2 separate regions of the Mus musculus genome follow, and region 1 is linked to region 2. A link is a loop called in an ENCODE intact Hi-C map of the cell type or tissue named here. Cell type or tissue: left cerebral cortex. All regions are shown on one strand. Each heading gives the region's core, and the rest is flanking DNA. Links, peaks and the distances in the headings are about the cores only.

What was found. Hi-C counts contacts between places; a loop is a spot of excess contacts. Peaks named below come from ENCODE experiments on the same cell type or tissue, not always from the same donor. Only the 100,000 strongest peaks of a DNase experiment are listed, where the experiment ranks them.
Region 1: it touches region 2 in a loop (2.5-fold over the local background); 1 of 42 quality-filtered maps calls a loop at or near these places.

Annotation. Positions count from the first base shown.
Region 1 is chr4:126,673,117-126,688,803 of GRCm38, reverse strand. Psmb2 (proteasome (prosome, macropain) subunit, beta type 2) reads right to left here and starts at 11,161. Exons shown (of 6, transcript NM_011970.4): 1 at 10,959-11,161; 2 at 4,560-4,682; 3 at 1,705-1,775. The coding sequence starts at 11,049. In left cerebral cortex, for the core only: no CTCF peak of the experiment used is centred there; a DNase peak (open chromatin) is centred at 8,508; H3K4me3 peaks cover 335 bases.
Region 2 is chr4:126,624,174-126,639,860 of GRCm38, reverse strand. No RefSeq gene overlaps it. Among named protein-coding and RNA genes, the nearest start is that of Gm46870, 11 kb to the right of the region's middle. In left cerebral cortex, for the core only: a CTCF peak has its summit at 7,737 (motif pointing left); no DNase peak of the experiment used is centred there.

The sequences.
Region 1 (15,687 bases), core at 6,134-10,133, 48 kb before region 2:
CTTTACAAAATTTAACATATTCTTACCATAAAAACCAGCAATCATACTCCTTAGAATTTACCCAAAAAAGCTGCAAACACATCTAAAGAAATTCCATATATAAACCGCCTCAAACCAGAAGCAATTAAGATATCCTTCAGTAGGAAAAGGATATATAAACTGCAGTACACTTAGACAAAGGAATATAACTCAGTACTAAAGAAATAACCCAGCTGGGTAGTGGTGGTACAAGCCTTTAATTCTAGCACTACGGAGGCAGAGACAGGCAGATCTCTATCAGTTCAAGGATAGCCTGGTCTACAGACAAAGTTCCAGGACAGCCAGGGTTACACGGAGGAAGTCTATTTTAAGATATTTGTGCATACACCTGCATGTAGGTCATGTACATGAGTACAGGTCCTGAAGAAGCCAGCGGCATCAGATCCCCTGCAGCTGTGCAGATTACTGTGAACTGAGTACCATGGGCGCCAGGGACTGAACTCAAGTCTTCTGCAACGCAGCAAGTGTGCTTAACCAGAGCCACTTCTCCAGCCCTATGTGAAGGAACTTTAAATCATGTCACCAAGAAGCCAACTCTATGCTATGACAGTCTGAAAGGGAAACCATGCAAACAGTAAGAGCGTTAGATGCTGCCAGGGGTTCAGCAGATGAAGAGAATGGGTGGGGCACAGAGGACGCTCAGGGCAGTGAAAATATTCTACATGCTACAGAAGGATTTAGGTCCTTACACATTTATCTAAACTCACAGAATGCATGCCTCTTGAGTAAATCTTAATATAAACTATAAACCCACGCTGTCAATATAGGTTCATTAATTGTAGAAATACACCATTCTGGTAGATGCTGATAATACAGGATGCTATGTATGTGTATCTGGGCTGAGTTTATATGGGGAAAATATTTGTATTTTTCTCTTAATTTTGCTGTGAGCCTAAAATTGCTGAGAAAAAATAAAAGTCTCTGGGAGGGGGGTAGTTTATCACAGTCCTTCATGTTAGTATACCCCAACAAACAAAATTAAAAAACAAAAACAAACAAACAAAAAAACCTTCCTTTTGGGCCAGAGAGACAGTTCAGCAAGTAAAGGCCACGAAGCCTCCCGCCTGAGCTTGGTCCCTGCAGGCCACAGTGGATGGCGAGAACCAGCTCTTGTAACTGTTCTCCTACCTCCATACCCACCCCACACCACATGCAAAATAAATGTTAAAACACTTTTAATTTTGTTCTTAAAATAAGGCATATTTGGCCTGTAGAGATAGCTTGGTGGTTAAGAGCACTGACTGCTCTTCTAGAGGTCCTGAGTTCAAATCCCAGCACCCACATGGTGGCTCACAACCATCTGTAATAGGATGAAATGCCCTCTTCTGGTGTTTCTGAAGACATCAATAGTGTACTTACATACATAATAAGATAAATAAAAATCTAAAAAACAAAAAACAAAAACAAAAAACCAGAGGCATATTTTCATTGAATAGCCCGGGCTAGCCTGGAGTTTATTAGCCTTCATTAGCCTCCCAAGCGACAGATTTAGATTGTAAAAAGCAGCAATACCCAAAGAGAAAACATACCCAAGGGGACTAAAAGGGAATGATTAGCAATGAGAAGAGTTGAGGAAAGTCAAAAATGCCAAAACTACTGTTCATGTCAAACAGGAATGTGAAAGCACAGCTTTCTGCTGTTGAAGGCTGGCTGCAAGCTGCTTACCCGACTCCGAAGACAGTCAGCCAGGTTCCGCCGTGTGAAGTTAGCTGCTGCTGTGGGAGACAATTCATATCCTGGTACAAGACATAAAGAGTCACACTTGAAGGGACGCAGAAGACAGTAACAGTCTTCACCCAAATCGCTTCTCTATACATTTTCTCTTTAGAGACAGGTCTTAAACTTGACCTGTTTCTGCCTTCTGAATGCTGTGATTACAGGTGTGTACCACCGCACCTACCCTAACTATAACTGTGATCATTGTTAAAAGCCATTTTTATTTATTTATGTTGTTTGAAACATGATCTCATGTAACTCGAGTCTCCAGTCATCAGGCTGGCCTCAAACTCATTATACAACTGAGGATAGTCTTGAACTCCTGATCCTTCAACCTCCATCTTCTAAACTGTACTTAATAAAGTGACTAACTTAAGAGTCTTTAAGGGTTAGTTTAAACAAACACAATTTTTCTTCTGGGCACTGACTTAGCACCTAATACACGCGTAACAAGCGACCCTTCCTGTTCACCTTAGTCACTCCGCACTCCCTCAGCTGTCCTGAGGCAGCACCACAGCTCGGAAGCATCGCAGACCCTTCACCTGAGTATGTGTAATCCCAAGTAGCATGCTTTTAGGTCCTGAATGGCGGGGTCTTGATCACCCAGTAAGTTTCTACAGTATTAAGCACAGTGCTGAATATTGGTAAGAAAGACCTTCAAAACATTTAGGCTATTGGGGGAATAATGCTAACTAAATATACTGCCTAAAAACATGTATGAATGGATATTAATTTAGTCATTTTACATAAGTAACCATATAAAACTTAAACCTAAGCTGTATTCTAAGTCTTTATGTTTTCCAAAAAAGGTTTCTCTGCCTAGCCCGGGCTGTCCTGGAACTTAAGCTGTAGACCTGACTGGTCTCTAACTCAGAAATCCGCCTGCCTCTGCCTCCTGAGTGCTGGGACTAAAGGTGTGCGCCATCACGCCTGACTCTAAGGCTTTTTTTTAAAGATGTATTTTTACTTCATGTATGAGTGGTTTGGTCTGTACCACTTGTGTACCTGGTGCCAAAGAGGGTGTCAGGTCCCCTGGAATGGAGTTACAGACGGTTGTAAGCCATCATGTGGGTGCTGGAACCAAACTCTGGTCCTCTGCAAAAGCAGCTCAAGCCATCTCTCCAGCCCCAGAAGATGCTTTTAAATGTACAATGTCTTATAATTACAAAAATCATAAAGCATTTTTTTCTTTTGTGCAGTGCTAAGATTACACCCATGGCATCAGCCAGATGCTCAGCCAGTACTCTGCCAAAGAGCTATATCCCCAAGCCAGTCAAAACCTTTTCTTTCTTTCTTTTCCCCTTTTAAAATTTTAAACCTAGAAGTTTTTTTTAAAAAGATTTATTTATTTATTTATTATACATAAGTACACTGTAGAAACCTTCAGACACCCCAGAAGAGGGTGTCAGATGTCATTACGGATGGTTATGAGTCACCATGTGGTTGCTGGGATTTGAACTCAGCACCTTCAGAAGAGCAGTCGGTGCTTTTAACACTGAGCCTCTTTCTAGCCCTTCTTTTGTTTTTTTTTAAGACAGGGTTTCTTTGTGTAGTTTTGGCCATCCTGAAACTCACTCTGTAGACCTGGGTGGCCTTAAATTCACAGAGATTAGCCTGCCTCTGCCTCTAAAGTGCTGGGATTAAAGGCTTGTGCCATCACTGTCTGGCTATTTTGTTTTGTTTCTTGAGCCAGGGTCTCATGCAGTCCTCACACTCTCTGTGTAGCTGAACTGCTGAATTTGACCTTTAACCTTTGATCCTCCTGCCCCCATCTTCCAAGTGGTAAGATTACAGGCATGCACCACCACTCCTCATCAAAACATGCTCATTAACATAAGTATAATCCCATTTTAGATAAAGAAAATAAAGTCCCAGAGAGGACAAATGACTTGCTATATGTGATACTGTAAAGTCACGGAGCTGAAGAGATGGCTCAGCAGTTAAGAGCAGGACCTGCCCTTCCAGATGATCTAGGATTAATTCCCGAAGCCCAGAACCCTCTGTAATTCCAGCTCCAGAGGGTCTTCTGGCCCCTATGGCCACCATGTGATACACTAACATGTGTGCAAGGAAACACCTACACACATGAAATAAAACAAAGGACTTAAAAAAAAATCTGATTTCTTGCATTGTAACACCAATATATCAGTGTTACGATAGAATGTTAGTAGAAAATCTTTAAGGACAAAACAATTAGAATTTAGGTTCTAGATTTTTTTGTTTTGTTTGTCTGAGACAGGGTTTCTCTGTATAGTACTGACTATTTTGAAAACTCAATTTGCAGATTAGTCTAGTGTAAAACTCAGGGGTCATATACCTGCCTCTAATTTTTTTTTTAAGTAGGTAGGAAGAGTTAAATGAAAAACTGTGATCCCATCAATCCAACAGTACGTAAGACTGTCAATAAAGAACACCCATCTTCAGTTCAAAATTAAACATATACTGAATAGCATCCTCCAAAAATTCATAAACTAAAGCCCTAATCATAGACCCTCAAACTGTGACTGTATCTAGAGATAGTATACAAAGAGACAATTAAGTCAAAATGTGGTTATGAGGGTGAGCTCCGATCCAATGTGAATGGTGTCCTTATAATAGGAGATTTGGATAGAGAATACAGGAAAAGTCACCTACAAGCCAAAGAGAAAGCCTCAGAAAAATTCAGCTCTGCTAATTCCCTGACCTCACAACTGTAGCCGTTAGAGCTATGAAAGGGTTCTGTTGTTTAAACTGCCCAGGCTATGGGACCTTGTGTGGTGACCCTAGAAAACTAATGCACCAGCCAAAGCTACCCTCTTACCCACCATTCCGCATTTTATAAAGTTGCACGTTTTTCTGGATATATTCTGCAAACTGTACAGTGTCTCCAGCCTCTCCAACACATAGGAGTAAGATTTTTTCACTCATCTTAAACATCTTGTCATGATCTGCTCAAAGGAAAAGAAATTCATATTAGAAACTTTGACCACAGAAACTAAAAGCTATTTATATATGCAAGTATAAACGGGTCTATTAAGTATATACTGAAAACAGTCATTGTTATTATAAGACTTTAATAGTTTCACGAGCCAACAGGTTAACTACATATTTTATTAATGTTAATTTATATTGAAAATTATATATGAAAGCAGACTATTCAAGATACAATTGCAGGAAAAGGTGGGGCTAGAAAGATGGCTCAGCAGTTAAGAGCACAGCTGCTCTTGTGGATGACCCAGGTGATCCCAGCACTGACATCAGGTTCACAGCCATCTATAACTTCAGTTCCAGGAATCCCATACCCTCTTCTGACCTCAGAGTATTGCATACATGTTGGATACAGACATACATGCACCTATACACATAAAAATAAATATTTTTTAAAATTACAATTTGGGGCTATAGATGTAGCTCAGTGATATAGCATATGCTGAGTGTGTGAGAAGCCCAGAGTTCAATCTCTACCACTTACTTACTTAATGAAAAAATAAAATTTAAGCTTGGCTTTAATCCATGCAATCTGGTGTTGCAGGATATTTGATCACACTACAAACCCCGAGATTATGTTATTTAATAAAAAACCTTTTTCTAGTTGTGGTGTGACTCAGCCCTTAGAAAACACATTTAATTCCTCTGGCTGAAATACAGACACACCTTTAATCCCAAACAATGAAGGTAAAATTAGTTTGTAGAAGGAAGCACCCATGCTTGAAATTGATGTCTAACTCGCGGCAAAGTGGCAAACCAGACAAAGACTTGACAGAACAGGACACGCTGAACTCTCAAGAGAGGGAAAGGGAAAGAGAAACTACTTAGAGAGCAGCACAGAAAGGGTGGAGGGGGGTTGGGGGTGGGGAGAAGCAGTTTTAGCAGGACAGTTTAGAGACAGGTTGAAGAGAGAGCAAGCTAGACACAGGTAAAAACAGAACAAGCCAGAGAATGAGAAGGAGCCAGAAGATTGTACAGAGGATAGAAGATCCCAGGATTAGGCCTAGGTTAGCAGACAGAGGCAGTAAACCTCAGAGATGACAATTATATCAGGAGAATAAAAGATACGTTTACACTCTGGAAGCAAAGACAGGCAGAGCCCTATAAGCTTGAGGCCAGCTTATTCTACATAGTATGCTACAGGGCAGCCTGCACAGTGAGACTTGATTTGAAAAGACAAAAACAAACAAGCAACAAAGACAATTTAAGAACATTTAAAATACAGGGAATGGGAAGGTGAGAAACAGCGAAGGAATCCAGATTATGGGGATTATCTAGAGGCACAAGAGTTAAGTCCAGAGTTCTGAAACATTACTACTAATACAAATGTCAAATAAACATAAAAACGGTGAAAAGAATGAATTCTACAGTTAAAGAACCTTCTCAAGAAAGAAGAAAAAAATATCAGCTGAGAACCCAAATTAATGTATAAAGTAAACCAGCTTCATATCAAAAGAAAAAAAGAAAACTGGTTGCCAAAGCAGACACTTTAAAGAATGTGCTAACAGTGAACTATCTAAGTAACTAATGAAAACCGTAATGCTGTAGCCTTATCTAGCTAAAGCAGACGTACTCCGATTAAACAGACAGATACTCAGGTTGTAATTGTTGCCTGGGGAGGAAACGCAGTATTTAGTTTGCAGCTTCAGAGAAAAGCTTTATTCTTCCTATCTTACCCGACTTTCACTTTTCATTTTTCTAATAGTGCTGAATAATCTCCCCTGGGAGACATGTTTTCCTGTATGAAAGCTTCTGAAATGTCAAAATCTCTTAATAGGATTTAAGGAACAAATGCAACTACCAAGTACTCTACAAGTGTTGGAGAGTTGTAGATAGTAATAATGTGGGTGTCTGGCCTGGTGGTGGCTCCCACATAAAACACGCCTATAGATAGATAATGTTGAATTGCCTTAAAATTCCCAAGTAAACAAATTTTCATGTTACACATTCAAAGACTGTTAGTTTGCAAAATTGTTCTAAAAAGAAGATTCATTTAGACATATGTTGCAAAGAAAAAGACCAGAAGGGTATATATTCTAAATTCTTGACAGTGGCAAGAATCTGAGCAAACTTTATTTCCGTCCTTTATTTATCAGTATTTTCTAAATCTCTATAGTTAACAAGTTTCATTTTTGTAAGAGAAATTACTTAATATGTTTGCATTGTTTTTAAGGGGAAAAAAAGCAGATAGGCAATACAGTTCAGCAGGTAAAGGCCTTGCCCCACCCCCAACTCAATCCCCAGAACCCACACGGTAGACAGAAATAACTCCTCCAAGTTGTCCCCTGACCGCCACACATGTGCTGCGACAAGTCTGTGTGCATATACACACTAAATATTGGAGCAAAAGTAATCTTCTAGGGAGAATAAGTTTTATGTCACACTTCATAAAAGAGGCTAAGATTCAAGGCAGCGAACTATTAATTATTAAATAAATGTAAACCAGGCCTACTTAGTTTAAACCGTGAACACGCTCAGTGAATAGCAAGAGGTGACGTCTCAGAACAGAACTGATGGATACGCATGGTCCTGAGTTGTACAAGAAGCTGCCTGTAGTTTGAGGAAGGTCTTCACTTGTCAATAAACTTACAAGATCCACAAACACACATAACCAAATGAGTATCAACATGATAAGCCATGCAGTCAAACTAACCAGAACCCACTAGACATCGTTCTGGTCAGACACAGTGGGAAAGTGATTTGCCTGTCTAAACTCTGGTTATCAACTATTTAAAATAGTGTAACTATCACTTACCAAAGTCTAACTCACAGATAAGGAAACCTGTTACACTCAGTGTTAGAAATGCAGTCTGTATCACACAGGTTGTAGGAAGTCACAACAGACATCAGAGTAATTTAAAAGTCATTCTGCCGCTGGGCAGGCGTGGTGGTGAACACCTTCAGTCCCAGCACTAGAAAGGGTGAGGCAGCAAGATATCTGCGAGTTTGAGGCCAGCCTGGTCTGCAGAGTGAGTTCTCAGACAGCCAAGGCTACACAAAGAAACCCTGTCTCAGAGGAGAAAAGTCATTCTGTTTAGGCCAAGAGACAAAAGGCATGAAATGTGGCACATTTACAACCAAATGGAGAGCTGTACCAGTTAGCTGTATAAGCAAGAAGTTTTTGGAAAACATCTCTTTCCTAGTATCAACATATTTTCCCAAGTAGCATGATGAAAAATGACAACAGGCAGTGTGAACCAGTGTGGTGCTTCATGCCTAGTACTCTAGGTCTTGGAGGCTGTTACATGTATCAGGTTAGTCAGAGCTACATAGCAAGACTCCATTTCACAGAGCCAAAACGTCTCCCTCAAAATTACTTCTGTTCAGCATTCTTAACTATGCCACACAAATTCCCTCAGACAATTATAAACTCCTACCCTAAGTTTTTCATACCAGAGAAAGGTTATTAGTTGAGTACAATTATTTACAACTCTTTTTAAAGAACTACTCAAATCCATCTTTTTTTCCCATACAATAATCTTTTTGTTCTCTGGGCCTATTCTAACAACTTACTTCTAACATCATTAATTTAAAAACTAGCCTAACACTAACTAGTAATACTTCTAACACATAAAAAACATCTTGTATTTATTGCTTGGTTTTTTTTCTTCGATGTTTGCTTCTTTTAAAGACAGACAGAGACAGACAGACTGGCTGACTCAGTATGTACTCCTACAATGTCTGTGAAACCAGGCTAGCCTCCAACTAGAAATCAGCATTCCTGTCTATGGGATGAAATTATAGGAACGCGCTATGCCTGGCTCTCCTTGTCTTGGCTTGAATCCCGTGTAACATTTATGGATAAAGGCATGGAGCACATCCTCCTTTTCAAAGCCATCCACACAGTCACTGTGAGGAAACAGAGACCCCGCAACTTGACATCCGCTCCACCTACTCTTCATGCTAAAATCACCTGCTGTCAAAGCAATGGACCAATTTACTCTCAAAATGAACTTAAACCTTTGGAGACTGGCTCACAAAATAACTTCTACAAACTAATCATAAAATTTCATAAAGTCTCTTGAGAGACAATTAATACCATAGAGGTCTGATTTCAAGTCCTTCAGAAAGAACAGAATGCAAGCAAAGCTCACAGCATTCTCTCTCTATCCCCAGATGGAAGCGCCAGGCTCACACCAGATAGGTAGGTGCCTTTGCTTTGTGAGATCGGTTGTGGCAACTGTGCTTTTTCAGTTCTGACAACGCACTTCAAGGAGCTCCAGATCTAAGCCTTTTTCCTCCTGGGATCTAGGATTCACTGCTCTTCACTTTCAAAGCTTTCCCTAATCTCTCCCCACGGTCCATCCCTAAAGTCTCCTCCTCTTCTTCTTAAGTCTCCAAAGCTTGACTGCTCTAGTCTCAACTCAGCAAATACTTTCTAGTTTGTGTTACAGTTATTTTAACACACATCTGACTTTTACTGAATTACTAACATTGTGTGTGTGTGTGTGTGTGTGTGTGTGTGTGTGTGTGTGTGTCACACATAAGTGTATGGGTGTACCTGTCTCACCCGGGACAGAGAAGGACATCAGGCCATCCCTCACCTTATTCTCACGCAGCAGAGGCTCACCCTTTGGGCCTGACTGACTGACTGACTGGTCAGTGAGCTCCCAGGATCTGTGTTTCCTGCTCCCAAGTAGGGACACAGCCATGCCTGTTTGATCTTTTTTCTTTTAAGTGAGTACTTGGAATTTAAATTCTTCATGCTTACACAGCAAGCACACTGACCTACTCAACTATCTTCCCAACTACATAGTATTCTTTTTTTTCTTCCTCTTTTCAGTCCCTAGCACTGTAAAGAACACAGAGAGGCATGAAACTTGTCAAATGAACTTTTAATCCACTGAACAAAAGCTAGATATCTTTCAAACAGTAACATGCCTATGATCAGTCATGAAAACACTCAAGATTCTGTGGGTCAGTTGTCACTATAAAGGTAGTGAAGTTGTTAAGGGTAAAAGAGATCATTTTGCATAATGTCTACTAACTTGTTTTTGGAGTGCTGAGGCTGGGGCCTTGTATATGGTCGAAACATATGTTGCCACTGAATTGTAGACTCAGTCCCAAATTACACAGATTTGAACCTAGGTTCTACCACCTGTAAGCTTAGAAACTTTTTCTTTGATAATTTTAAAATTTTTATTTATTTATTTAGAGACTCTCTCTCTTGTTCTGCACAGGTGCACATTGCCACAGAACAGGTGCACAGGTCAGAGGACAACCTGCAGGATGTTGGGGTGGGGTCTCTTCCTCTGCCATCTGGGTTCTGGGACCAAACTCCGGTTGTGAAGCCTGGGCAAAAGCATCTTTACTACTGAGTTATTTCAACATCTCCTTAAGAAAGTTTTGTACATATACACACATATACACACACACACATACATATATACACATACATAGATATGTATACGCACACATATATGTACACACACACACATATATATGCATGTGTGTTATATATAATATATACTATATCTATACATCTTAGTTATACATATTCTGTCTCCAAAACTAACTGCAAGAAGGGCACATAGTAGAGCCAAACTTTTAACAAATTAAAATGTTAACGATGGACACACCTGATACATATATGCTTCAGTTTGTTAAGTGTTTGTCCAATGCTAACTCCTTCACTCAATCCTCTCAACAAGTTTTGAGTTGGTTATTAGTAATTTGAGAGATAAGAAAATCTGGGCACGGGAAAAAAAATAACGTACAAAACTCACAGAGCAAATAAAGAGAGGCCATCTCTGCTGCATTCCACTATTTAACGACAAGTAAAATCTAGCAGCCAGGGAAAGGCGGAAGAGGCTCTGAGGTGAGCCACTGAAGACAGCGGAAGCAGAGTGGAAATGCCAAACTCTGGGGAGTCTCACTCTCCCCAAGATCCCACCTTAGGGCACCCACAAATTATAACTTCTATCTGGGGCGACTGAAACTTGCCAGAAATTCAGAAATTGGAGGCGCCGGGCACACACTTGAGCTCTCATAAACTTAATTCCCTCACGCTGAGCAACTCTCACCTAGCAAGCCTCATCTGACCCAGAATCCCAAACTAGAGCCCTAAGCTTGTCTGCCGGCTCCCCCGGCTTCTCAATCCTGCAGTGCCAGCAGGGCAGAGCACACTGGGCTCCATCTTCCAAGCTGCCCAGAGGGAGGCCCACGGTCCCCTTCACCAACTCCCGCCGACTGCCCCTCCAGCCAGGCCCGCCGGGCCTCCCCCTGCTTCCTCTCACCGTCCTTCATCTGGACAATATTGCTGGCGGCCACTCGGTCGGAAGCGACGAGGACATAGTCTGGGCCCTGGATGCCAATGAGGTACTCCATGGTGCCGGGAAGCGGGAGGCTGCAGAGGCCACGGACAGGGACACTTCCCGGGTACACGACCTCACCAGTGAGACAGCACACCCGGACTGAGCTGGGGGTGACGCAAGACGCGCGACGGCCCAGTCACTGGCGCGGCCCAATGACGTCACCTCTCGCGAGAGAGCAGGCGGGAGCTTGGGTGCTTTTCCGCGCTGAGATTGCGGAGTGGGCTGGTCTAGAGGTGTGGTTTGGAAACGTAGCTGTGGGTGATGGGGCGTTGCGTTTCCTTATCTACCAAGTCGAATTTTAGAGTTTGCACGCAAATCAAGCCGTACCCTGTGTAAGAAGTACCAGCACGTGTGGGTGCTACAGAGGAGAGGAGGTCTTCAGCTTTCTGGTTTTCATTTCCTTGCTCGTTAAACAAACGGGAAAATTTTCCCTGCAAGCCAGATTGAAGAACAATTTCCCCGAGCCATAGAGTTAAGGACCAGGGGAGCAGCCTAGGACAACACATCTCAAAAGCAAAACAAACAAACAAACAAAAAACCTACTTGGCGGTGGTTCCCTCTTGAAATCCTAGTACTGGATAGACAGAGGCAGAAAGCACGTTAGTCAAGCCTGTCCCTCGAACCCACGGTAGAAAGAACAGACTCCCCAAAGTTTTCCTCTGACCATCACACTAGCGCGTTCATCCCCAATACAAATAATTTTTAAAAAAAATTTTAAATTTAAATATTTTACTATACTTCTGTTTCATTACATTTAAAATATTATTTTAAAAATGTATTTATTAATGTAAATGAGCTAAATACCTAATAAAAATGGGAAAAAAAAGTATTTATTTACACTCCAGCCATTGCCCCCCTCCCCAAAGTTCCTCATCCCAACAAATTTTTAAATGTTCACTTTTATTTACTTATTTTTTATATTTTGATTTGTCCCGACAGGATTTCTTGGCTACTCTGAAACTCACTCTTATAGACTAGGCTGACCTCGAACTCAGAGATCCACCTGCCTCTGCTTTCTGAGTGCTGGGATTAATGTATTGTGACACCACCACCCGGCCTTTTTTGAGAGATGGGGTATTACTACTATGTAGCCTTGGTTGTCCTGGAACTAATTTAATTGTGTTGACCAGACTAACTTCAAATTCACAAAAATCTGCCTTCCTCTAACTCATCAGTGCTAGAATTAAATTCCTGATCCACATGCCCTACATGAAATATTTTGGAAAGAGTAAGATAGGAAATTAGGGATGGACTGGAGAGATGGACCCGTGCTTAAGAACACTGGCTGCTCTTCTGGAAGACCTGGAATCAATTTCCAGTACCCATAAGGCAACTGGAAGACAGCTATCAGCAACTCTGGTGTATCTCTGTCCTCTGAAGGCACTTCACACACTTGATGCACACACATACATTCAGGCCAAAACCCCATAACACATAAAGTAAAAATAATTCTTTTAACAATAGAAAGGGTAATAGAGGAGAGACTACAATTAAACTGCATATAGAAATGTCTTAGTGAAACTTGTGACTTTGTACAGTTAATATACTTGTGCCGGCTAGTCCTCTGTCAACTTGACACAGACTAGAGCTATGTGAAATGAGGCAACCCTTAATTGAGAAAATGCCTCCATAAGGTCCAGCTATAAGGCTTTTCTTAATTAGTGATTGACGAGGGAGAACCAACCCATTATGGGTGGTGCTGTCCCTGAGCTGGTGGTCCTGGGTTCTATAAGAAAGCAGGCTGAGCAAGCCATGGGAAGCAAGCCGGTGAGCATCCCCCTCCCCCGTAAGGCCTCTACATCAGCTCCTGCCCCCAGGAGCTTGACCTGTTTGAGTTGCTCTCCTGACTTCCTTCAGTATTGAACAGTGCCATGGAAGTATAAGCTGTTTCCTCCTCAACTTGTCTTTTGGTCATGATAGTTCATCCCAGCAGTAAAACCTGTAACTAGGACCGTACTTTAATAATAAAACCTTTTTGCCAGTCAGTGTGGTGCACACCTTTAATTCCAACAGTCTGAAGGCAGAGGCAGACCGATCTCTGAGTTTGAGGCCAGCCTGGTCTACAGAGCAAGTTCCAGGGCAATCAGGGCTACACAGAAAAACCCTGTCTCAAAAAAAAAAAAAAAACAAAAAAAAAACCACAAAATAGAGTTTATTAAATATACATTATCTTTCGAATGTATCCAAAGGAATGTCTGCACAATAATCAAAACATTTCTGCACAGACTAATGTGTTGCACCACTGCGGTAGTGATGAAAAGAGGACCAACTTCCATGTTTAAGTAGAGATGTTTTACATATGCTGCTAATGGCACACAGTGATACACTACTCATCTATTCCAAAGAATGAGATGGGGCTGAGGTGATGGCACCATCAGTAAAGTGTTTATTTCACAAGCTTGAGGACCTCAGCTCAAAGCTCTGGAACCCACAGGCCTCACACAGTGCTATGTGCCTGTAGCCTCAGTGATGGGGAAATGAGGGGTGCAGGCCAGGGGGTCCCTGGGAACTCATGGGCCAGCCAATCTGGCATGAATGGTGACGTTCAAGGCCTCAAAAGACCCCACTTCAAAACAAAAGAGAAAGTGGAATGTGCCTAAGGACACACATGCACGCACACACACATGCACACACACACACACACACACAAATGAGTTGCCCTATAGCTCAAGATACATTTCACTGAACTGAAAACGAAATTGCTTTCCTCTTTGTAGAGGGATGCCATTTTATTAAAACAGTGAATATTCATCTGTGAGTGGAAAATATTTAGAAACATTTCAAGATCAGTTATACGCAGTTATTATTTAGTGTGTGTGATTTAACGGAATACTTTTCACCCGGCTGTGATGGCACACACCTTTAATCCCAGCACTCGGGAGGCAGAGGCAGGCAGGTCTCTGAGTTCGAGGCCAGCATGGTCTACAGAGTGAGTTCCAAGACTGCCAGGGCAGTCTGAATCCTGGGATGACAGGCACCCTCTACTATGCCCAGTTCACTCTCTATTGTTTCCGTTTTGTTTGAATGTTTTACTATTCTCAAGTGACACTTGAGAATATAATGATATAATGATAAGTGATATAATATCTCGAGTGTCGAGTGTATGCTAGGGATTAAGACCAGGACATTCCTTTTTATGTTAAGCACATACTTTACTACTGAGTTAACAGCGGCTAATTATTTGCAAGTAATTATGTGAGCTCAGGATGGCTTTGAACTCCTTATGCAGCTGAAAGTGATTTTGAACTCTCCGGATCCTCCTACATCTACCACACAAGTGCTGGGATTAAGGGCAAATGCCACCAATCTAGGATTTAACTAAAAAGAAAACAGCCACCACTGTAGTCTATAAGCTTTGCCACAATTCTGGAAAGGGGGAACTATGTCACGCTTAGGTTCTGGCACGTAGGACTGAGTCCTCATGTCACTTAGTGAGAAATGGAAAATAAGTTGCAATTCTACCTCCAAAGACGACTACGAGATCCCCTTGTCTCTGTAGAAATTCTAGTAATTACTTCAGTCTGCATGTTTCTTCCAGGTCTCTGCCCATAAGGGGACGTAGAGCCCGAGGAGGTTGGAGCAGCCTATCTGTCATGGGATGCCTGCCAGGGGCAAGCGAGGTCATTAAGCCAGCCATCTCTCGGAACACAACTGCATCCATCATTCTCAAAGAATTCTTTTCTTAAGCAGCAGCAGAGAAAACCCCACTGAAGCCCCCTCCTCCCTCTGGAACTCATGCCTACAACTGTGTTCTTTAACTGCTAAAATTACGCAGCAACGCTATCTACAACCTGCACACAAAGAATGCAAAGTAAATCGATCAATTGTCTCTTCTTTTACCAAAGGTAACCATCCATCAAAAGCCTGTATCCGTCATATTTTTCCTTTGTACATGCCAATATGAATTGATTCTTTTACAAAAGATGCAGAACTTTGAACAGGAAATCTGATACACACTATATACACACATGTATGTGTTTATATCTGCTATATATGCATGTATATCTGATGCATAATACATATATAAATATCTATAAAACAATTTATTCAATGGACACTTCTATCTTCTCCAAGTCTTTTGAAATCCCTTCTAGATTCCAGTGCCTAAGATGTCTTACTTTCTTGTTAGTTCAGAAAAAGAGGTGGAACTTTTTTTTTTTTTTTTTTTAAAGCTATACACCACCTCTGGATGGGTTTTTTTTAATATTTATTTATTTATTTTTATTATATACACTGTAGCTGTCTTCAGACACTCCAGAAGAGGGCATCAGATCTCATTACGGATGGTTGTGAGCCACCATGTGGTTGCTGGGATTTGAACTCAGGACCTTTGGAAGAGCAGTCGGCGCTCCTAACTGCTGAGCCATCTCACCAGCCCCCGAGGTGGAACTTTTAAAGACTTAAATTATAGTAACAGAAGAGATGGCTCAGTCAATAAAGCGCTTGTGTTGAAAGCATGAATATCTGATTTCAACCCCCAGAATCCATGTAAAAAAATCTGGGTGTAGTGACATGCTTGTTATGCTAGTACTGGGGGTGCAGAGATGGGTGGATCCCAGGGGCTCACTCTCCTGCCAGCCTGGTTTATTTTCTTATAGCTCTGCCACACTTCCTCCTTGGCAGTGAAGATGTTTTGAAGATGTTGAGAACT
Region 2 (15,687 bases), core at 5,424-9,423:
AAAGCGTGTTTTACATTCCCGACCACAGTCCTGCCTCAAGGTAAGTGGTCACATCCCCGCTTTGCAGATGAGGCAAAAGTTCAGTTTGCCCGAACTCTCATAGTAAATGACTGGCAGGCAAAGGTCAGACCCAACTCTGAACCCAAAGTCTTTTCTTGCTCTTGATGTTTCTATGCCCATCTTTGCTCCTGGGATAGACTGGAGGGACAGAGCCTACCGTGCCAAGGAGCCAGGGAGCCCATGAGTAGTTTCCACACTTAGTGTCGCCATGGCACCCATCCTGTGTGTGCTGACAGTTTGACAACTTACACGGCAGCTGGTTTGCTTGGAGGAGATCTCCGTTAATTAAAGTAGCAGAAAGGGAGAACAGCCTGAACCATGTTGTTGGGTAATTAATGCAGAAGAGGGCCCAGGCGGCCAGAATGCTCAAGAGCTACCTGCCAGAACCCAGCCCACAGCGACTGCTTGGTTCCTCTAGCCACAAGCCGCTGCTGTCTGATGACCTCATGGATGAGAGGACAAGTTGTCCTCTGGACCAGATCCTGATCACTCCTCTGGTTCCCCTCACCCCACCCCCCAGCCTCTTTGAACTGTCCATCTTTCCTGGGAGATATCCAGGAAGACAAGCTGGAGCTAGTGCATCCAGGACACAGAGTTTAGGAATAAGAAGTAAGTGTTCCCAGCTACCTCTGCCCCATCAGGCTGTCTGTCAAAGGTGTTGCGCTTGTCTCAGGATAAGATCTCAAATCAACCTGTTTCAGTACCCAGCACACAGGCATGAAATGAATGTGGCCCCAAGAGCAGCATCCGCCCAGGGCTTCCATTTGCCTCCCTTTCCAGACCACCATCCTGGTCCTGGATCTCACCCGACTAGGGGTTTTCATTTCTTTCATGTCCTTTCTTCTATTTCGTTATTACCATAACCCCAGCAGTGCAAAGAGAAAGAAAGTTCTCTGTTTTGCAAATGGATTCACTGAAGTTCTTAGCTGTGAGGCCATTTGTCAAGGACAAAGGAGGTCTCCCCTTCTTTCTCAAGAGGCTGTGCTTCAGCCAGGTTTCCAGCCATCTGGATCAATATCATGTTGGGTTTTTTTTTTTTTTTTTTTTTCTGGTTTTCATTTCTCCTTTCTCCTTTTGGAGACAGCTTAGTTTGCTTCCCAGGCTGGGCTCATGTTCCTGAATTATATAATTCACGAGGCTCTGCTGCCCAAGTGCTGGGACTGCAGGTCTGGACCACTGCCTCTGGTCTTGCTTTTCTGTTTTTAACAAACTTCATTTGGAAGGCAGAGGTGGAGGAACCTCTGAGTTTCAGGCCAGCCTGGCTACACAGAGAAATTCTATCTCAACACACACACACACACACACACACACACACACACACACACACAAACATGTCCACACACCTATATGTATATATGTGTGTATGAATTTATACACACACACACATGCACACACATATGTATATATTAATTTATACACACAAGTGTATACACACACACACATATATATATGCATATATATGAATTTGATGTTGTGCATTTACTTTTGTGGCAGTTCCAATCATCAAACCCAGGGCTTGTGCATGCTCGACAAGTGTTCTATCTCGCAGTTACAGAAATGTCTCATCCGGGCATGGTGGCACACGCCTTTAATCCCAGCACTCAGGAGGCAGAGGCTGGCGGATTTCTGAGTTCGAGGCCAGCCTGGTCTACAAAGTAAGTTCCAGGACAGCTAGGGCTACGCAGAGAAACCCTGTCTCAAAAAACAAAAAAACAAAAAACAAAACAAAAGAAATGTCTCATCACTGTACATCTGACTTTTGGTCTAGGAACCACCTCCCCTCCTCCATGAATTCTGGTTTCCCTCTTCACCATCCAAAGTGTGAGTGCTTGTGATGTGGCCCCTTCAACAGACCCTTTCCCTGCATTGGGACCTTGGCCAGCAGGGCCATTCAGGAAGAACCACCCTCAGCAGCAGACGCTCAAAGTTTTACTTTGTAACCTTTGAGAGTCTGCTCATCAACTTACTCTTCCATAAACTTACAGTGACACCTGTTGCTCACTTAGCTGCCCTGAATCCCACCGATGGTATTTGCAGGTCCCACTCACTGTAAGTTCCCCAGAAAGATAGCCCTGACCTGTGTAAAGAAGACAGCTCAACATAGACTGGCTGGTGAGTGAGCACCCTCCCCCATGGTTTCTGCTGCACTTCTTGGCTGCAGAGTGAGTCCTGGCAGCTGCCAGTTACTCTGTGTGCATTAGCAAGCTGTCCTGCCTTCGGGTTCCTGCCGTGGCAGGACCATCAGTGATGGTCTGTGATCTGGAATTGCGAGCTGAAATAAACCCTCTCCTCCCAAAGTTGTTTTCTGTCAGGGTGTTTTTAATCACAGCAACAGAAAGAAATGAGAACAGATGCCATATATATATATATATATATATATATATATATATATATATATATATATGTAATTTTAATTCAATACCTTTTCATCATAGAAACTCTCAGCAAACTAGAAATGGAAAGAAATGACCTCAGCATGTTAAAGCCTGTGCACGAAAGGCCCATAGTTATATCACACGTAATGGTGGTACTAGTATATCCGTAGGAGGCATCTATGGCTGCCGGTATGGCTCGGTGGTAGAACACTGGCCTAGGATTCCTAAGGAGCTGGGTCCAGTGTCCATCAAAGAGAAAAAAAGTTCTGTAGAGATGAGAGGAGGCAAGAGAGTAGGGCTCTGCCTCTGTCTTCACATCTGTTAGCCCTCCTGGTATGGCTGGAGGGACAAACCCAGAGTTCTTCCCCAGCAGAGCAAATCAGAAAGGAGGGCAGGAACAGCTAGACAGACTGACACCCTCCTCCTTGAATTGAATTCTAGGCCCTGCACCCTCAATTCTTTCCTTCCTCTCTCCCTCTCCTGCTGCGATCTGGGCGCTCCAGTTGGATGGGGAGGGTCATTTGTAAAGTAGTCCCCCCCCCCCCAGCCCCAAGTGCAGATTTGGAGGGCTGGTTCTGGGGTGGGAGTAAGGGGCTGCTGGGGTATTGAGTGACACGTGCAGCAGAAACTTGGGGGAGGGAGGGGAAGGAAAGGGAAGAGAGAGACAGAGCCTCCCTCGTCCCCACCCCCAGGGCGTGGAAGCTGCAGAGGTGTCAGAGCTGGTGACTTAATGACAAGCCTGAGGGTCTACCTGCACAGATGAGCGGGCCGGGAGGTGGGAGCTGCAGAGAAATTGGAAAAGGGGCACAATCATTTTTCAATGCACATCTGCACTCGCGCGCTCGCCCACATACACACACACACACTTAATAAAGAGCCAGAGGCTTCCTTTGCTACGTACGGCTCTCCTTTTCTACAGAGGACCCATGGGAGAGAGGTTGTAAAGAGGCAGCGTGAGGGGAAGACACAGAGATGTTGTCTCCCTTGGGTTTTGTCACTGTCTGCAGGATAGCCTGCAGGAACATTGCCCGCCTTGCTGGCCACGACCACCTAGTGGGGGTGGGGGGTTGAGGGGGGTGGTGCTGAGAACCAAAAAGGAGGAGAAAGGCTGGAAATCTGCCTTGCACTCCAGCAGGTATTTATCCAGAGCCCTAAGCCTCTGGCATCCCAGCTCAGCTCCTCAGAATAGACCTGACTATAGCCTGGGAAGAATTATCAGTACCCTGTTTCTAGCACCCATAGGGATTTAAAGAGACAGAGCACCTTCCTGGCTTAGGCATGGTAGCACACACCTATAACCCCAGCTACCCCAGAGGCTAAGACAGCAAGGTGAAGAGTCTGAGTCCTGCTGGGCAGCTTGGCAGAGAACAAGACAGGAGTAACGCTCCATAGGAGAGAGTTTGTGCAGCATGTGAGGCCCTGCGCTCCATCTTCAGTATGAAAGGGAAGATGGACAGAGAACAACTCACCAAGCCCAGCTCCTGTGCGGACTACTGTAGCCCCAATACTGGAACAGAAGTTAACAGGCGGGCCAGGCTGACTTGAACCACTGGGTCAGGGAGGGACTAGGTGTCTAGGGGCATTTTAGAACCTGACACCAGCCCTTTCATCCCATACCAAAATCCTCATCTGTTTGGGAGAGCAGAGGAGCTCCTGGGCAGGGGAGGAAAACTTGTCCTTCACCTTCACTCACTCACTGTTCACACCTGTTCACACCTGTTCACACATCACCTGAGACTCTTGCACAGGACCATAGGAACCTTCAAGAGGCCCTATTCAAACGATGTGATAAGTTCAGTTTCTATCCTGGGTGAACACAGAAGCCCAGGTGTTTCTTGCTTCTTTCTGAGGACTCTGGGAGATGTTTTCCTGCTCCTTGGATCCCTAGCTGCTACTCAAAGTGCTCGGTACGGCTGTGCAGGTCATGGCCTGCTCACTGCCAGGGTGCTGATTACAAAGTCCTGCCATGAGATAGCCACCGTCTTTGTATTTCTTTCCAGTCACCGTTAGCCATCAAGATCATTAGCTCAAGGTCAGATTCTCCATTTCCTAAAAGTACTGGTGACCTAAGTCAAAGAGTCACGTGCAATAACCGATTTAAGCTTCCATCTGCTTTATTTGTGAACTTTGAATTTTTTGTTTCTGGAGTGGGTGTGACCTGATTTTGTCAATGACAACAATCAAATAGTTAAGTTATGACTTCTACAACATTACATCTCCGGCAGCATCAATTAACTCCTGAGCACTGTTAGCTGCTGGAGTCATCTCTGTGAGCTACTTACCCAGCAGGTGAGGCCTTTGAACTTGACTCATCTGTATACAGTGATGTGTGTGTGTGTGTGTGTGTGTGTGTGTGTGTGTGTGTGTGTTGTGGGTTTCAGTGTTTGGTGTCTTCCTCTAGCTGTCACCATGTTATTCTCTGAGGCAGGGTCTTTTACTGAACCTGCAGTTTGCTGATTCAGCAAGACTGCCTGACCAATGAGTCCCGGGCATCCTTCTGTCTCTGCCTCCCCAGCACTGAGATTATGAGATCAGGCCACTCTACACCCAGCTTTTCAGATGAGTGCTGTTGATTCTAATGCAGGTGCTCCTACTTACACAGCAAGCACTCGGAACCATCATTAAAGGTGTGACTCAGTGGCATTAAATACATCCACAGTGTTGAGCAACCATCTCTACCCTCCACTCTAGAACTTTCTCACCCTCCACAGATGAAGCTCTGCGCATTCCTGGATAATCCCTCCTCCTTCTCCCCAGTCCTTGGCTTTCTGTGTTTGAATATGATGACCAAAGCATCTCACATAGAGAGACTTCAACAGTATTTGTCATCTTGTGACTACTTGATTTCATACAACATACTTTCTTCACAGTTCAATGGTAATTCAGTGATCCAGAATCTTTACCTTTTTAGAGCTGAATAATACTCCATTATGTTGTTGTATATTTGTTCATTCATTTGTCTGTTGATGGGAAATTAGACAGTTTCCACAGTTAGGCATTGTAAGTAATACTGCAATAAACACACCTATGTTCTTACTTTCAAACTATTTTGGGTATAGCCCCAAAGCAGGATGATTGGGTGATAAGATAACTCTGCTTTGTTTCCTGAGCAACGGCCACATTTTCCCACATGATTTCACATCCTTGGAAGAGTTGCCCCTGGTTCTGGTTTCTCCACATCCTCCACAGCTCCGAGTTCTTTATCCTACATCTAACCAATAATGGTGATGTGACATTGTCTAAGATCTCTTGAGCGTATTCCTATCTCTTTCTTCCTGAGCACTCCTGGCCTGTTTTAAGCCCTCCCAACTTAGTTACACTGTTATGGCTCAGGGACCTTCCAGGAGTTTCAGTGAAAAGAGCCACATGGCCCAGAAAGATACTGCATGGAAGATTTATAGGGCTGGCAATAAGGCTCAGTGGGTAAAGTGCCTGCTGCACAAACGTGAGGATCTGAGTTCAGGTCCCCAAAGCCCATGTAAATGCCAGGTGAAATGTCATTGGTGTAACGCCGAACCTGGGTGGGGGGTGGGGGGCTCAGAGGAGGATCCCAGAGGTAGCTGGGCAGCCTGCCCAGCCCAGTGAGTTCAGTGAACCCCCAGGTTTAGTGAGAGACCCTGTCTCCAAAACTAAAGTAGAAAATGACCAAGGAAGGCACCCAAGTTGGGGTGACATTTGGCCTCCACACCTAAATACATACACATATTTATAGCACATGAAAAAGAAGACTAGCCGGGCAGTGGTGGCGCATGCCTTTAATCCTAGCACTTGGGAGGCAAAGGCAGGTGGATTTTTGAGTTCAAGGCCAGCCTGATCTACAGAGAAAGTTCCAGGACAGCCAGGGCTACACAGAGAAACCCTGTCTTGTGTCTTGAAAAACCAAAAAAAAAAAAAAGACCAAAAGACCAATCTGATTAAGAATGAGACATAAATCATTTTAATAATAAACCTTGTTAATTACAATAATAAAATTTGTCAATTTTAGTATATTTATTTGAGTTATAATACTTCTACAATTATGTCTAACAATTAATTTTCTGTTTAATAAATTGTGAGGTGTATTGTTCAAAATGGTTTAACAGGTGTCCTCAAGGGCCATAACACTCTTTGATTCAGGATCTCTGAGTCTGGAAATCTATTACAAAAAGTTTCAAATATGAGGGAAAAGTTGTTTATTATATTCACTATGGAAAAAAATTAGATGGGCATATTGGTGCACACATGTACTTCCAGCACTCAAGAGATTGAGGCAGAAGACTGGTCATGAGTTCAAGACCATCCTGGGTATATAACAAGACTTTAATGTCAAAAGCAAGACAAAAAAACCCAAAACAACAAAAACAGAAACCCCTACCCTGGCTGGTTTTGTCTCAGATCCTTCAAAGCCACAGCCTTTTTTCTTTCTTTCTGTGCATTGATGTTTTTGCCTGCATGCATGTCTGGGTGTTGGATCCACTGGAACTGAAATTACAGACAATTGCAAGTTGCCACGTGGGTTCTGGGAATTGAACCCTGGTCCTTTAGAAGAACAGCCAGTGTTCTTAACCACTGAGCCATCTCTCCAGCCTCACAGTCTCCGTTTCTATCCAGGTAGTTATGAGGGCCCAGCTTCTCCATATGTGAGATAAGACTTCTCTTTCGTTTTTGATCATAGACACTCATTGGTTTGCAGTGGTAGCTTTCATGATGTAACAGTGTTTTTTCTGGTGACTAGTGATTTTCACCATTATTCTTTTGGTTTTGGGTTTTTTTTTTTTTTTATTGTTGTTAGTTTTTTGGTGCATGTGTGTGTGTGTATTTTAAGATAGGATCGCTCAGGCTGGAGAGATGGCTCAGCCGTTAAAGGCTAGGCCCACAACCAAAAATAGAATATAAGATCACTCAGTGTAACCCTGGCTATTCTATCAATGGTAGACCAGGCTGGTCACAAACTCAGAGATCTTTGTGTCTCTGTCTCTCAAAGGCTGGGATTAAAGGTCTGCACCACCACATCCTTCATACTCATTTTTAACAAAACTAATTCTTAAACAATACAAAGTTGAAATTCTCATTATAAAAATTATTCATGTGTCCCTAGGTGGTGTCGCACGCCTTTGCACTCAGAAGGCAAAGGCAGGTGGATCTCCCTGAGTTCAAGGCCAGCCTGGTCTACAAAGTGAGTTCCAGGACAGCCAGGGCTACACAGAGAAACCCTGTCTTGAAGACGAAAATAAGATAAACAAACAAAATTATTCATGTGTATTGAGATTTTTTTTTTATTATTTAAAATTTAAATCATACCCAAATAGCACCATCTAGAGGTAACAACTGTAAACACTGCCAAGTTTCCTTGAATTCTTTTCTGTCCTTTCTAGACTGAGTTAAAGTTATTAACATTTGTGAATTTATATCCCCCCCCCACACACACATATACACACACACACACTTGGAAATGGAACTTTAAACATTGCAGAATAGGACAGCTTCCTTAACCACTCTGCCATTGACAGATGCGTGCCTGGTCTTAGCTATATTTAATGTGATAAATAATGCAAAGAGAACCAGGCACGGTGGTGCACATAGACCAGGGAGAGGGCCGAGGTTCAGGAGACCAAGAACAGGCTGAGCTGTAACGAGTTTGAGGCAAACCTACGTGAGACCCTTTCTCAAACATACAAAAAACACAAATAATGAAATTGAGGTGGTTTGCTGTCACCTCTTTGTTCTGCTTAGTAAGGTTCAGATGTTTGAGGGCATAGAATTTGTCTTCTATTTCATAAATATGCACAGTTATTACATGTCAATTAAAAAATAATATAGGGGCAGGTCATGGTGGCTCACACCTTGAATCCAGCACTAGGCAGAAGCAGAGGCAGAGGGGCAGAGGCAGAGAGGGAGAGAGGCAGAGGGGCAGAGAGGCAGAGAGGCAGAGAGGCAGAGAGGCAGATGGATCTCTGTGAGTTCAAGGCCAGCCTAATCTATAAAGCAAGTTTCAAGACAGCCAAAGCTACACAAAGAAACCCTGTTTCAAAAACCAAAACCCAGGGCTGGTGAGATGGCTCAGTGGGTAAGAGCACCCGACTGCTCTTCCGGAGGTCCGAAGTTCAAATCCCAGCAACCACATGGTGGCTCACAACCATCCGTAACGAGATCTGACACCCTCTTCTGGAGTGTCTGAAGACAGCTACAGTGTACTTACATATAATAAATAAATAAATCTTTAAAAAAAAAAACCCAAATAAAAAAATCAAAACAAAAGCCCAAAAACAATAACAATAAAAGAGCATCTGCAGACCAAGTCTGACGACGTGGGTTCAATTCCGGAACCCAGCTAAGGATGAAGGGACAGATCTGACTCCACAGTGCTGTCCTTGGATCTCCAGACACGTGATGTGGCATGCATACATGTGCATGCACAGGCAATAACTGTAGATAAAAATGTAAAAACAATACAGATTTTACTAACGGAAAAGAGTGGATCTCAAGCATTTCTCCAGCTCTGCGGACCCTCCTCCCCCGTGGTGCTCCCCAATCTCAGATAATGGAGGAGGCTTGTGTGCCAGAGTTGAAATGAAATACAAGCCAGCTACTCATCTCTGTCACCAGCAAGACAGGCAACACTGGTTAAGCACTCAGACTCTGAGCTGGGCATGCGTGCTTGCTTATGCCCATAATGCCAAGCCTCGAGAGGCTAAGGCAGAAGACGGCATGGTTCCAGGACAGTGCTGAGAACACAGTAAACTTCAACTGTTGTTATGGAGTGAGCACTGTGCTACACACTGGACACACGCCAATGTGTTTACTTAAGCCTTCTATCTTCCCTTTGAGGTCTGTGACATTATTCTCTATTTTATAGTTAAGAAAGGTGAGGCAGAGAAGTTTCTTTTAAGGGGCAGTGGCAGAATTTGGATTCAAGCAGCCTGCCCTGGAGTCTAAACTCTACTTACTTACTTAGTTACTTAGTTAGTAACTTATGCAGAGTTGTACTCTGCAGGCATAGCTGGCCATGCTCTGTCTCCTCCTTGTATCTTACCACATGTCTATCCTCAGACCTGCTCACTCCAAGTCTCTGCTTAAACACTGTTGTCTTCTAGAAAGTCTGCCCCAGGCCATCAGCTAAACTCTGTTGCCCACTACACACACATACTTCTCTGACATGTGTTATATTTCTTATATTTATTCTTTTTGAAAAATGAAAAAAGAAGATGATTGAAAAACATTGTGTGATGTCTAGTTTAATGTCAACCTGATGGGAGCTAGTCATCTGAAAGAATGGAACCTCTCTTGAGGAAAAATGGTCTCTATGAGATCTGTGGTAGAGAAGCCTCTTAGCTTTCTTTTAATGAGTGATTGATGGGAAGGCCCAGCCCACTGTGGGTGGTGCCATCCCTGGGCCAGTGGTCCTGGGTTCTAAGAAAGCAGCCTGAGTGAGACATAGGGGAAGCAGCACCCTTCCATGGCCTCTGTATCAGCTCCTGCCTCCAGGCTCCCATCCTGTTTGAGTTCCTGTCCTGACTTCCTCCAGTGATGAACAGTGATGTGGAAGTGTAAGCCAAAGAAACACTTTTAGTCGTGGTGTTTCATCGCAGCAATAGTAACCCTGGCTAAGATATATTGTATGCATGTGTGAAATTCTCAAGGATAAATACAAATATTCTATATTTTAAAATGATGGGGGATAACCAGGCATAGTGGTAGACACCTTTAATCCCAGCACTCAGAGGCAGAGGCAGAAGGATTTCTGTGAGTTTGAGGCCAGCCTGGTCTACACAATGAGCTCCAGGATAGCAAGAGCTACATGGTGAGACCCTGAGTCCAATTTTTAAAAAAGAAAAAAAAAAAAAAAAAAAGAGGAAGGAAAAAAAAGAAAAAAATGCTGGGGTGTTGGAGACAGGGTCACTTTCTTAACACCCAACTGAGGCACACAATGGTCCTTCACTCCATTATAGGTGATACAACACCCTTTTCTGGTTCTGACTTCAGGAGCACCAGGCATGCACGTGATGCACACATATACACTTGCAGACAAAACACATGTGCACATTAAAAAAAAAATTATTTATTTTTTTTTTGAAAAAAGAACTTGCTGCTCTTCCAAAGGACAGGAATTCAGTTCCTAGCATCCAGGCTGGGCAGCTCATAACTCCAGCTCCCCAGATTTAATGCCCTCTATAGCCTCTGTGGTCACCTGCACACTCACACACAGACATACCCAGAAAAAGAGACACACACACAGAGACCTACAGAGAGAGAGAGTCATACACAGGCTCACACACACACATAAATAAAAATAAATAAACCTTTTTAACATGACATTTAAAGGAAAAAAAGAAAAGGAAAAGTTCCTTATTATGGAAAAATTCAAAGAGTATTTTCATCACCCGGCTTCAGCAATTATCAGCCCACAGCCAATCTGGTTTCCTAAGCCCCCAATTACTTTTCCTCCTCTTATATTATTTTTAAGCAAATAATCTTTTTTATTTCATCTGCAAATGTTTCACTCAGAAAGTGTCTCTAAAAATTATAAGGATTTTAGGGTTGGTGTGGTGGCTCATTTTAATCCTAGCATTTCAGGAGTGGAGACAGGAGGATTAGGAGGTCAGGGTCAGCCTTGGCTACATAGTGAAGTTCAAGGCAAGCCTGAACTATGTGAGATACTCTCTCAACTCTTACTCTACCCAAAGGATGAAGACTTTAAAAAATCCTAGTTAAAATATCATTATCCTTTCGTTGCTTTGTTTTGTGTTGGCGGCGGCGGCGGTGGTGGTCGTGGTGGTGGTGGTATCTAATGTAGCCCAGGCTGCTCCCAAACTCTCTGTAGCCGAGGCTGGCCTTGACCTTCTGACCTTCTCTCCTTTATCTCCAGAATGCTGGCATTGCAAGTGTGCGCCATCATACCTTGCGCAGTAATTATCATTATTTTAAAAGATTAACTATGATTGTTTTCTTTTTTTTCTTTCTTGGGGGGTGGGGTGGAAAGTTGTTTCAAGACACGGTTTCTGAGTAATCTTAGCAGTCGGGAAACCACTCCAGTCCAGGCTGGCCTCTAATTCACAGAGATCCACCTGCCTCTTAGGGCTGGGATTAGAGTGCACCGCCATCTCCCAGTTTATAATGGTTTTCTCTTTTCAAGTTTTTACATTGAAAAGTTGCAAGCTTACAAATAAGTTCACCCCAACTTCTTTACCTAATCCACTCAATTATTAGCATTTTGCCACATCTGTTTTCTGAACTGTTGGCAATTCTCCTAACAGCTACCTAGCATCAGCTTGCATCTCCACTGGCCAGGTACAAGCCAGGTGCCAGGTGATAAAACCACTAAGTTACCATATTCACTCACTCCCTCTCTCTCTCCCTCTCCCCCACCCTTTCCCTCTCTCTCCTCCTTCTCCCTCTCCCTCTCCCCCTCCCCGCCTCTCCGTTTGAGACAGGGTGTTTTTTCTCTGTGTTGTGCCTGCTGGCTCGGTACCAGTATTTCTGAAGAGTGTCCACCAGGTGCTTCCTTCCTTCCCCCAACTGGATCATAAATGTGGGTTTATTTGGTTTTCTCCTGGCACCATATCCCTCAGGCTCAGCATCTTTGGCAGGAATGATAACCATTTGTCTCATAAAGACAACAGATTCTGATTTGGATTAAGGCCTTAATCCAGCCCCTTAAGTGTGTGTGAACTGGATGAAGAGCGAGATCAGATCTGATTTCTCCATCCATTTCCCCAAGCATAACTAACAGCCTTAAACTGGAGAAGTACAGCCGCCTAAGTGAGCCTTTCCTCCATTCAGTTCAGGAGGAACTAATTGAGATCTCAGAAGGGACCGAGCTTGAGAGAGGGCAGTCTCACGAGCTTGTCCTGCCTGGGACGTTCCTTCCTTTCTAAGACACTCTTCGGATGGAGCTCGCCCCCACCAAGGTTTCAAAGGAAACAGCCATCCCAAATAGAAGGCCAGCAAAGCGACTTAGCTGTCCGGAGCCCAGGGGCTGGGGGAGAGGAGTGGGAGACCCTATTTGCATTTTTTCCATTAACAAGCTGGAGTTGAGCTCATTCGCCTGGGGAGATAATTTGAGAGGAAAATCTTTGCATATTTTATTTAAAAGCACGCCGCGTTAGGCGGGTAATAATGCAGAGTGTGGCGATTAGGTGAGGCCTGCAGGGGGCAGGGTGTGGGGTCCTTTCCTCCTTGTCTGCCACAGACCCTCGTCTCATTTCCTCCTCAGTCCTGAGAACCAGCCTCCTTAAAGGAGCTTAGGTAGACGAAGGCCAAAATGAGGCGTGCGGAGAACAGGAAAAAGGGTGGAGAGTGGGACAACAGGAAGGGACAGTGTCCAAAAACAGAGACTCCCTGCTCAAGAGGCGTAAAGAAATCCGGGAGGTCTCAGTGGGGGCGGGGCTTTTAAAAACTTAAGCCACCGCCTGGCGAGCAGAGGCCGGATCTCTGTAAATTCAAGGCCAGCGTGGTTTACAAAGCAAGTTCCAGGACAACCAGGACTGCTGCACCGAGAAACCACCGTCTCTAAAAACAAAAACAAACAAACAAACAAACAAACAAACAAACAAACCAAAGTAAAACGTATGCTAAAGCCGGGTATAGAGGCACACACCGTTAATCCCAGCACTCGGGAGGCAGAGGCAGGTGGATTTCTGAGTTCGATTTCGAGGCCAGCCTGGTCTACAGAGTGAGTTCCAGGACAGCCAGGGCTACACAGAGAAACCCTGTCTTGAAAAAACAAAACAAAAGAAAAAGAAAAAAGAAGAAAGAAAAATGCACACACACATCAGCATGCGTGCACATACTTACAAACCAGCCAGATGATCTCATTAGGAATTAAGGGTGAATAAGTGTCCCATACGAAACAAGTTCCTTCAGGGTGCTCAGTGTGGTGATTGTACCTCCAAGAAGTCTACTCTGTCTGGTGAGTCTGAGAACATGGAGGGATTCAAGTGCAGCATCTTGTCTTCCCCCTAGGAGCAGGAAGCAGTCACCTGCTGTGGTGTCCTGCCTCCTCTTTCTTAGTTCCAACACTCCAGGACAATGATCTTGAAGTTAGGGGGTGCTTTCTGAGTTGGGATGGGTCTGTTTCTCTGGCAAGAGGTTCGTGGCCTTGACTGTTCTTAAGGGAGGGATGAAAATGATGTCTGTGAGTGTGTCTTACTCCCTCAGTAGACATTTCCACTTACTTACCTGTTGGGAACAAAATAAAGGGGGGCCCTGGGGAAGAAGGAGAAGGAAAAGGGGCCTACGTCCGGCCAGAGTTCCTGTGCTCTGAGCAGGCAACCGCAGGCAGAGCTGCCAGTGCTTTCCACACGGCCCCGAGTGAGCATCTAAGGCTGACCCCACTCTCGGGGGTGGAGAAGGGGCAGGCCCGGACCGGGGACCCTGGAGCTACCTTGCCAAAGTTCCGGAGTTGTAGGAGAGAGGAATGAGTGAAGGAGTTACCAACACCTGCGAGAGTGGCGCAGCGGATCTTGATGGAGTAGAGACTCTCTATGGTTTAAGAGCTTTATTATAGAAGGTAGGGAGAAAGAGAGAAGGGAGGGAGAGGGGGAGAGAGAGAGAGAGAGAGAGAGAGAGAGAGAGAGAGAGAGAGAGAGAGAGAGGGGAAAGGCTAGAGAGAAAGGAGAGAGGAGAGGAGATGAAGAGAAGAGAGAGGGAAGAGGAGAGAGAAGTGAGAGGTAAAGGAACAAAGGAGTAAGAGAGCGAGGTGGGGGCCTAACAGCCCCTTTTATGGTCTTCACTGTTGCTAGGTAACTGGGGAGGAGTTTAGCCTGAAGGTCAGAAGCTTGGGCCATTGCTACTGACCATGCTTCTCTTGTGGGGGCTGTGGGAGGTGGTAACTTAGGCAGGGGCCGGAGTTCCAGGAGCATGAGGGAACACCTACCGTGTCATGTAGGTGAATTATGACCATCCGGCTTCAGATCTCAGCTTGACTGGATACCAGCCTGCAATTCCCCACACTTACCTATGAGATAGGGCATGGAGAAAGTTGCTCATGGGGGGTGGTACGAGGATGAGATGCTGGCCACCTCCTCCCATCCTTTCCATTTGCTGTTCCTTATCTGTCCCCCAACCCCCGTGCCTCTCCTTACTCTGTCCTGAGAGTACTTCTCTTCACAGCCATCCCCCCTTGGGGAATAACAAAGATGCCCCTTGGGAATAAATTAGGGAATAATATTGTCACATCTTGTTAATTCGAGCAACTTTTATTTGCCTTAAATTATTAATAACCACAAAAAAAGATTACCATTTCAGAGGCTGAGAACATTGCTCAGTGGTAGAGTTCAATTCCAAGTGAGTGTGTACATATGAGCACACACACATACATACACACACACACACACACACACCCGACTATAAAACAAGTTATAAGAAACTTCAAGAGACTGACCTATTTAATTTCATATTACTTTTTTTTTTAATGGTTTTTTTGAGGTAGTTTCTCTGTGTGTCCCTGGCTGTCCTGGAATTCTCTCTGTAGACCAGGCTGGCCTCAAACTCAAAGATCTGCTTGCTTCTGTATCCTTAGTGCTGGCACTAAAGGTATGTGTCACCAAGTGGTATTTGCTTTCTCAAGTCCCGTTAATAGGTAAGAAGCCTAGGGTTGTGAAACACTAGGTGAATTTACTCTAGAGGTAGTTTTCTTAGGGATACATGGAAAAGGAAGGGGATAGGTTGTTGGGACCAGGAACAGTAGAGCCAAAGTTTGGACAGAGGCACTGAGGGTGAGGCCTAGGCCTGGGGGGAGCTGATTGGGAGCAACTGTTGTGATCAGCTTGGGCTCTGGGTAGGAGGAGAGGGAGGTGGTTACAAAGGGGCTTGGAGGGTAGATGTGAGCTTGAGATGGTAAAAGCACAAACTGTGCATCCAAATGTCTGAATGACCTGGGTTTGAGTCTTGCCTCTCCCTTCTGCCAACTGTGTGAGTTGCAACACCCATTTGTTTGTTTGTATTGAATCCATAAGAGGGGACAATAATAGCATCGACCTTGTAGAATGCTAGGAGGATAAGTGGGTGAAGACCCAGAAGCCTCTAGGAGCAGTGACTGCCCTGGCACAGAGCCAAGACTTTATGCCTATGCTCTGTGCCCCGCCCCCTTAGTCTCTGTCTTGTTTGTTGGGGATGATCTCAGGCCTCAACAGAGAAGGAGCCAGGAAAGATGGTGCTGAGAATTGTCTGAGCCAGAGCTGCCTGTGAGCACAGGAAAAAGGCAGGGATGGGGACAGGAAGGGGGTTGGGAAGTCAGGGATCACGATACTGTACGCGGCCTGGGATAGGTCTG